Regions from separate parts of the Homo sapiens genome. Here region 1 is linked to region 2. Evidence: chromatin loops called from intact Hi-C (ENCODE). Cell type or tissue: B cell. All regions are shown on one strand.

Region 1 (4,000 bases), 270 kb before region 2:
AACAGAAGAGATTGTGGTTCTCTTGCTGAAAGGAAAACTGAGCAACATGACTAAGCCCTGATCAGTTCAAGCTTCTAGAAGGGATGTTAAGAATTTGAATTGGATTCCCATTGATACATGATGAGCTTCAAAATGCATGTAGTCACATTCAAGGTATTCTGAGGGTATTTTAACAAGTGATCAAATGTTTCACTGAGACAGTTTTTGTCATCTGCTTTATTCAGCAGTCCAAAAATGTGTTTTGGGACACTAAATTGTTTTAGAGGTGGGTCCTGCTATATGCTGAAAATAATAACTTTCCTTTCAGTTTTCAGTGCATAGTAAATAAAGTTGGAGACGGAAGATACTCAAGTTGAGAACAGCGATGGATAAGGGGGCACAAGTGCCGGAAGGCACTTAGTTCTATGGCGTTTTGAGGGTATGTATTTTCATTGCCCCAACTGTTCAACTGACTCAACCTATAGCCTATCAGAAAGGAAACATCAGATTTAGCTGTGGGGAAAAAGAAAAGACTTAGATGTGATGAAATTCTCCATCTCTAATGACCAAAGTGATATCCAGTGGATTCAGACAAGACTGAAATTAAATGGGCTACAATCAAACCTTTGTCAATTTTGTTTTCTTTCAGCAAACAAGCCTATTCCCCGTCCACTCAAAGACTAAAGATAATGGGCTAAAAACAATATTACCTTCAGAATAATTTATTTGAATCAGTAGGAACAGTAATTTCATCACATAAAAAAATCAAACCGCTGCAGATACACACACACACACACACACACACACACACACACACACACACTTACAAAACGGAGATGTAACTGGTTATTTCATGGCTACGTGTATCTCTCCACTTGCCCCCCAACCCTTCTTTTCCATTCTTATAAGGCCCTATATGATGAAGCCATTCAGCTCCCAAATCTTTTCTGGCACTATTCTTTTCTTAGCTCCTTTATGTTTATTGAATACATCAAGCTTTTCCCCACCTGAAGCTCTTTGCAAGTCCTGATATTTCTGTTTGGAAAGTTCTTGCTCTGGCCCTTACATGGCCAGCTCCTTCTCAAGGAATGTCTTCTGCTCAGAGACACCTCCCTGGACCACCTCAATTAGATGGTAATGAGAAGAACATCTCCTCCTTCCAAATCATTATCACATTACCCAGTTTATTCCCCCCATAGCACCTCACTCTAAACCGAAATTGTTTTGTCTATTTATTTAACTGCTTATTAACCATTGGTGTACTGCCTCACCACAGACAGTAAGTTATAAAGAAAGGTAGAGACCTTATCTGTAGTTTGTTGTTGCTTTGTGTTTTTAACCACTGTATATTCAATGTTTGTAATAGTGATTAACACATAGTAGATAGGCCATAAGTATTTGTTTAGTAAATAAATTAAATTTTACACCCTAAATTTACTCTTTTAATTGTGCAAACTGATGTATAATTGTAACTTTCAGGACTGTGCAATGATTCATGCTTTAAAGGTAGAAGAAGTTCTACACTGAAGTTAAAATTAAAATAGAAACATGAATGTACATGTTTCAAATCAGACTTGTTTTAGAAAAGAAGCATATGTTTTGTTGGAGTAAGCTCCCAAAAATTAATGCTGCAGAGTTTTATTGGTATTGTACAATAGAAGGGCATTTTAGAGATCCATGAAGTAGGTATGGATTTTTACCTCAAAAGAGCATCAAGTTGACATTGAAAATGACTGCTGATGAAATAGCACTTATATTTAAATTTCAAGGTAAGCATAAATGTAACAAAATCCTGAAAATAATTTTTTAAAAATCATATGGATTTATAAGCTTCAAACATCGAAAAATTTCCATTCCTCTGACATCCTTCAAAGAGCTATTGTCATTCTTTGACTAGAGCTTTTCCTATGGAAACAGTAGATGGAGCTGTTGCCCCATGTTACAAAATTTTTTGAATTTCTGTTTTCAACTGAAATTGCTATGCACACAAATGTGACAAATGGAGCCCACTGCTCAATTCTCATACTGCAATAATGAAACAATGCATAAAAACAATACCAGAAGAAAAAAAGAAAGAAAATAAAAAGTCTTGCCTGTAGCAGAAGAAATAATAACACAATTTTAAATTAGTGTGGTTTTTAATAAACGCTTTTTCCAGTAATGATGAATGAGAAGTAAAGTTAATGTCAAATGGATGGGCTAATACCTACTTCCTTTAATGGCTCATTAGTTAAATTCTCCTACTTTCTCTCCTGCTCCGCCTCATTTCCAGCTGCTTTCCTCTCTTTTCTAAAGGAACTGAAAACCAGAATACTTTGAAATAAACAAAGGCATTCCAAGTCTTGAGACTTTCCAAGTCTCATTATCATAACATAAGTCTATTACTTTCCACTGCTTATGCTACTCAGATAACTGGAAGGTTTTTAAAAAAGACAAGCTTTTATTGGAGTGTGAGGAAGGACAGTTGAGACTTAGAGAACATCACAACTAATAAAATGCAACAGCTCAGATGGTAAAGGAACAAGCCCCACAAGCAAGGAAGAGGCTGTAAATCTCGGGAGAAAAAACATCACTGACTCTTTAGACCTGGTTGTTATTGTTACCTAATTGGGAATAACTTTTGGATCTCTTCATGACGTATCTAGAATAAGTGTGACATATGCAAAGTGATCTTTTATTTCAGCAATTCATTGATAGACATTCAAATTTCTGTTAACTAGATTTTTGGAGAACTGTAAAGAGAGAAAAGAAGTGTTGGTTTAATTACTGATTGAAGACAATCTCTTCTCTCTACAGTGTGAATGGGTGTTCAGAATAATAACAGTGGAACTAAGATACATTTAGATAGAGCTTTACATTTAGAAGAAAGTTCTTTCATATCAATGACATTGGGCTCTTGTAGCCACTGTGGGAAAAAGTAGGTGGGGTAGGTGCTATTATTTCAAATTTACAGAAAAGAAAATGGAGACAAGGAAACATTAAGAAAATTGTTCCAGGACAAGCTAGTGAGGAGAAGGACTAAGTTCCTCACCGCCATCCTATGCTATCCTATACCATCTCGCTGTCTGGAGTCAGGATAGTGCCATTGATTGCAACGGAAAACTCAAACATTGTTCTAGGTATGATGTTTGAGGAAGAATAATCTTAGTTGAACTGTAAACTAGAAGCTTGTCTTTCACACCTGAAGTCTGGCAGAATAAAGGTTTAGGGATCAGTTCCTGTGTTTCAGTTCTGTCTTCACTGCTTGTGTCATCTTGGGTAAGTTACTTGACATTTCCAAGTATCATTTACCCCATTATAAAATGAAGATAATTTCTACTTTTCAAGATAGTTGTAAGGATTCCCTAAGACACTGGAAATACAGTACTTAATGCAGAGCTCGTGATGGTAATACATTCTCCTGGTCTGCTTCATCCCTCTTTCCTCTGAACCTGTTTCCTCAGGAGTTAGTGCTATTTCCTTCCCGAGGGAGATGCTTAGCCCTCTCATACTGAAAAACTGTTCTCAGTCGTAATCTTTATGTATTGAAATAAATCCAAGAGATCTCTATGTAATAGTTTCCCTCCAATGAAGAATATTCGCTTAGGACAAGATAGCAGAAGTTACATGGGACACTTTGGGAGCTTTTTCCTTTGTATAGGTAAGATCAGCTCTGGTTTTTAACAAGGAATTGGACAAATACTTTACAAAAATACATTGTAGCTAGCTCTGTTAACCAGGTTAGTCACTGTTCAATGACAAGCACTCTGATTAAGAATAGTTTCATTATATGCATATTGCATGTGTATAAATTTCAAATAAGTCCTAAAGACACAAAAAGTTGCTATTGAATAATAGTTAAGCTAAATTGGAGTGATATACATGACTTTCCATGAAACACTGATTCACAAAGATAATTTAATAATGTTAGTTTAATAAAACTAGTGTTAGTAAATTTTCCATTATTAGAAATCTTTTTTCCCTAGGAGATATAATGTCTCAGGGGACAAAACGTTGTCCTCTTACACACACACACACACAC
Region 2 (4,000 bases):
GCAAAAGTAGGTGGAAGGTTGAGGAAGGAAGAAACTTGGCTTTACATCTGGTGATGGGGCAATTTTAAGAGTTCCTCTTCTGATATGGGTTTTGAATATACCGAACAGGAAATGAAGGTCTTATCCTAAATTCAATGGCATTTCCCTCAAATGGCAAGTGGTTTCTCCAAGATTGTGTCTAGACAAAGGAATCCATGACTGGGTGTGGCAGTACCTGGGCACGTCCTTGTTCATCAGTCCTTTTGGTCAGGGGCTCTGACTTGGTTGTCCTTCTGGCTCCTGCAGTGTCAAGGATGGTTTTGCACAGTAGTCAGTAATTAAGTGTTTAATGAATGAATCTTCATATATGTCTTACCCAGTCATTTATTAAAAACTTGACGGAAAAAATCATCTTCTATTTGTTTATATTCTTCACAGTATATATGGTATAATGAATGTAAACATAGACAATTGTTAAAAATTTAATTGGAAGAGTTTTTATTTGTATTTTTGAGAAATTATGGTATTAATACATATTGTTGATCCCTTAGTGACTAGGAAAATTGTAAATTAAGATCATTTATATCAATTATAAGAAATAAAGCAAATAGTAAAAATGTACAAGTTGATCATTTTCATGTGCTTAAGTTCTACTGTAAAACTAAAATTTATTATGAAAATACTTAGGCTGTTAACTAGGCACTGCCACTGATTAGAGAGTTAAGTTTGGAAATTTCACTTTTATTCATAGTGTGATAGAGTTGGCTATTAGATTAAATGAGATAATACATAGGACAGTACATTGAACAGTATAAACCTAGAATCATGCCATGCTCAATGTAAACAGGCACTAGGAAAGAGACTATAACCAATTTTGGGTTTTCTTTTTTTAATGTCACAATTGTAGTTGTAGAAAACCCGATTGGTTCTAGAATTAGACAAACTTATGGCCAAATCCTTAGAATGGCACTTACTTACTGACTTTGAGGAGTTACTAATCTGAGTGCCAAACTCCTCATATGTAAAAGGGAGGTCATTCACTTATGCCTTCTTAGATTTCTTCAAAAGATAAATATGAAAACATATGTAAAATGTTTAAATCAGTGCCTGGCATGTGGAGTATGCTTGTTTGTGAACATTTTATCCCCCTTCCTATTCTTTTTTTCTGCTCTTCTATCAACATATCCTCAGAAGGGTGGACAGGGAACAATGAGAATATTCAGGAAAGGGAGCAAAAACTGCTATGAAGATGGAAGAAACAACAACCATGTGTTACTACTGGCTCTTCTCCTTCCCCAAAAAGAATTTAGTCTTACTGCCTGTACTTTCTCGCCTTGTTAGGTAAGGTAGCTAGTCTTGATAAAGCAAAGACCTGAATGTTAATTCTGGCCAAGAGTTTGACTTGCATAACACGAAATATTTCCCTTAACTATTACTCTAGGCTTTATTTCTTCATCTGATACTGGTATGTCTCATAATTTTACAAGTGATGGATAAGGGCTGAGAAGTGGGGCAGGAAATAACTAAGGCAATCAAAAGAGAAAAATATGCTTGTAAAGCACTTAGAGCCATGCTAATTCTGAATGTTATCCACTTTCTTATCCCCTAAGAAAGTCTGTGGAAGAAGAAAGAAGAAGAATCAAATATGAAACTCATGAAATACATCCTTAATAAAGCCCTTAAATTCCATTACTCTAAACGTCTGGAATTGACTTGAAGTACTGACAACTGTAGAGCACCATCTAGTTTTGGCCTCTAGAACTGCAACCAAGTCTTCTGATTCTCAATGGTACGTAAAGTTAATTCCCAGCAGGGGGAAGGAAAACTTACTTTTTAGTGTTTTTAGTTTATTGGTTAAAGTTCTAAATTGGCTGTTTCTTCCCCCATTCCCTCAGAAAATAAGCACGCTTTGCAACAGCTGTTGTTCATTTGCCATATTAGAGTTTCTTATGGAAAATAAATCATTCATAGGTAAATATGAAATATAAAACAGATCATAATAGCAAAGGTTTATGTACATTTAAACACAATGATGTCAGTGGTTTCATTATGAACTTCGTTCTCTGGTGCTTATGAATCAGCAGCATAAATTCGCAGTAAGTGTAATCTTGGTGTATAATGAACTCCAGTGTATTTTAGAAACAATCTAATTTTAATAAAATCAGTATTTTATAAAAAGAACAAGATTCCAGTTAACAGTTTTAATACCAAAAGTATCTTTTAGTATTGAATGGAAAATATTTTAAAACAAAATGTTTTTGCTATCTGCATTTTTTCACGGCTTAAAGATTACATTATACATTTCAGCTAATCATTTGTACTGCCCTTTTTGGTCAATTTAAATATTCCTCCAGTTGAGTTTATTGTGCATGTGTAACTATTTAGAAATAATTAAAAGAAAGGAAATAAAATTTTACAAGGGTTTTTAAAAGAATGAGAACACAGATTGATTTAGTTAACTGGAATTTTGTTCATAAAAAGACATCCTTCATGCTTGACAACTCACCATAGTATTCATGTTATATTCCTACATAACCTTTAAAAATATTTATTAGCTACAAAAAGAGTAATCACTTTTGATTATTCTGACAAAAATCTTTGGAAGTTTCACATTGAAAAATGTCATCAATGCTTCAAAATTATAATACTTTAAATTTATGTAGGACAGTAGTATCTCAAAACACTGTTTAATATATCACCTATTATCAACAAGCTTTATGTAAGAGGCCACTTTAAGTGCTTTAACCTATATTTTTCTATTCCTTAATTGTTCTACCTATACTTAATTAAACTTCTGGTTTATTTTTTTCTTCTTGCCGTGTAGTTGAAAATGTGTTTATTACTCTAGGAAAATATTTAACTACCCAATGCCAGGATTCAGTGGCTACTGGGAGCAGCGAAGTCTTAGTATTCAGGCCATTTGACACTTCTCAAGAGCTAAAACATAATTAGGCAATACTGAACCTGATGAAGGGCAAAATAAAGCATCCTTCAGTATAGCCACTTCTACAACACCCTGAAGAATTAGTCTCATCCCAACTGACCCAACCATACACTGTTCTGAAGAGGATTCAACACATTTATCAGTTGTTCTTAAATAATCCCCTTAGTCCAGTTCCAACCTTTCAACATTGTATCATATTGTTAGTTTCTATAGAAATTTTATTTCCAATCTTTTCAAAAATATTGCTTAGGACTGTAATCCAAAGCAAGCATTACTGAGCCACTTCTGGGTAAAAAGTGCACCTATCAGACAATAAGAAAGCAAATTTAGGGGAGCAAGAGGAAAATTGTCAAATCACTGGCTTTCCAGATAAGACAACTCTGAGTTTTAGTAAGGTACAAAATGTGGAATGATCACCTCTGTCAAAATTCAACTAGAATGTTTTGGACATTTGAATAAAATTGGCAGATTTAATTATGCTTTTTATTTTCAAATTGGTTTTTGGGACTCAATGCAAACATTTGAAATGTCAAGGATTTAAGCTATTTGTTAACCAATTTACAAATAGGAGCATATATATCTTACTTTGCAAAGTTACCTAATATGTTTTTTTAAAAAGGTAATTAATTTGTAAATATATATTCTTTTCTCCAAAACAAAATTGCTCTTATCTTATGGTTTTCTACAATACAGAAACAGTCTCTGAATATATAACTGCCTAAAGGTTTCTACTTTTTTATTTTTACTCATCTAGATAAAAAATTCAAAACTAATATATGAACTATAGTGCTCCTGTGCGGTGAATACTCCAAAAGGGCAAATTTCTTAGAATCATTAGAAATACAAAAGTTAAAGAGAAAAGCAAATAAAAGTTGAGGGGGATCGAATCTTTATGGAATTACTGCAGCAGTTGGTAGATAAGACAATTAGGCCACATTGATAGAGAAACAAATGCACAAACACATGGAACTTTGATCAATCATCTAAAGTTGTTTCTCTTGAGATCATGATGAATAAGCTTACAATATCTGATGAGAAAGAATCCTAAAACAGGTACAATCATCCCTTGGTATCTAT

What was found. Hi-C counts contacts between places; a loop is a spot of excess contacts. Peaks named below come from ENCODE experiments on the same cell type or tissue, not always from the same donor. Only the 100,000 strongest peaks of a DNase experiment are listed, where the experiment ranks them.
Region 1: a loop joins it to region 2, with 18 times the contacts of the local background. A loop is called at or near these places in 82 of 110 quality-filtered maps.

What each region holds. Positions count from the first base shown.
Region 1 is chr6:70,106,344-70,110,343 of GRCh38, reverse strand. The region is part of intron 16 of COL19A1 (collagen type XIX alpha 1 chain); the gene reads right to left. Among named protein-coding and RNA genes, the nearest start is that of COL9A1, 190 kb to the left of the region's middle. In B cell, CTCF peaks have their summits at 1,676 and 1,878 (motif pointing right); a DNase peak (open chromatin) is centred at 1,903.
Region 2 is chr6:69,833,625-69,837,624 of GRCh38, reverse strand. No RefSeq gene overlaps it. Among named protein-coding and RNA genes, the nearest start is that of COL19A1, 31 kb to the left of the region's middle. In B cell, CTCF peaks have their summits at 1,522 and 1,723; a DNase peak (open chromatin) is centred at 1,724; H3K27ac peaks cover 798 bases.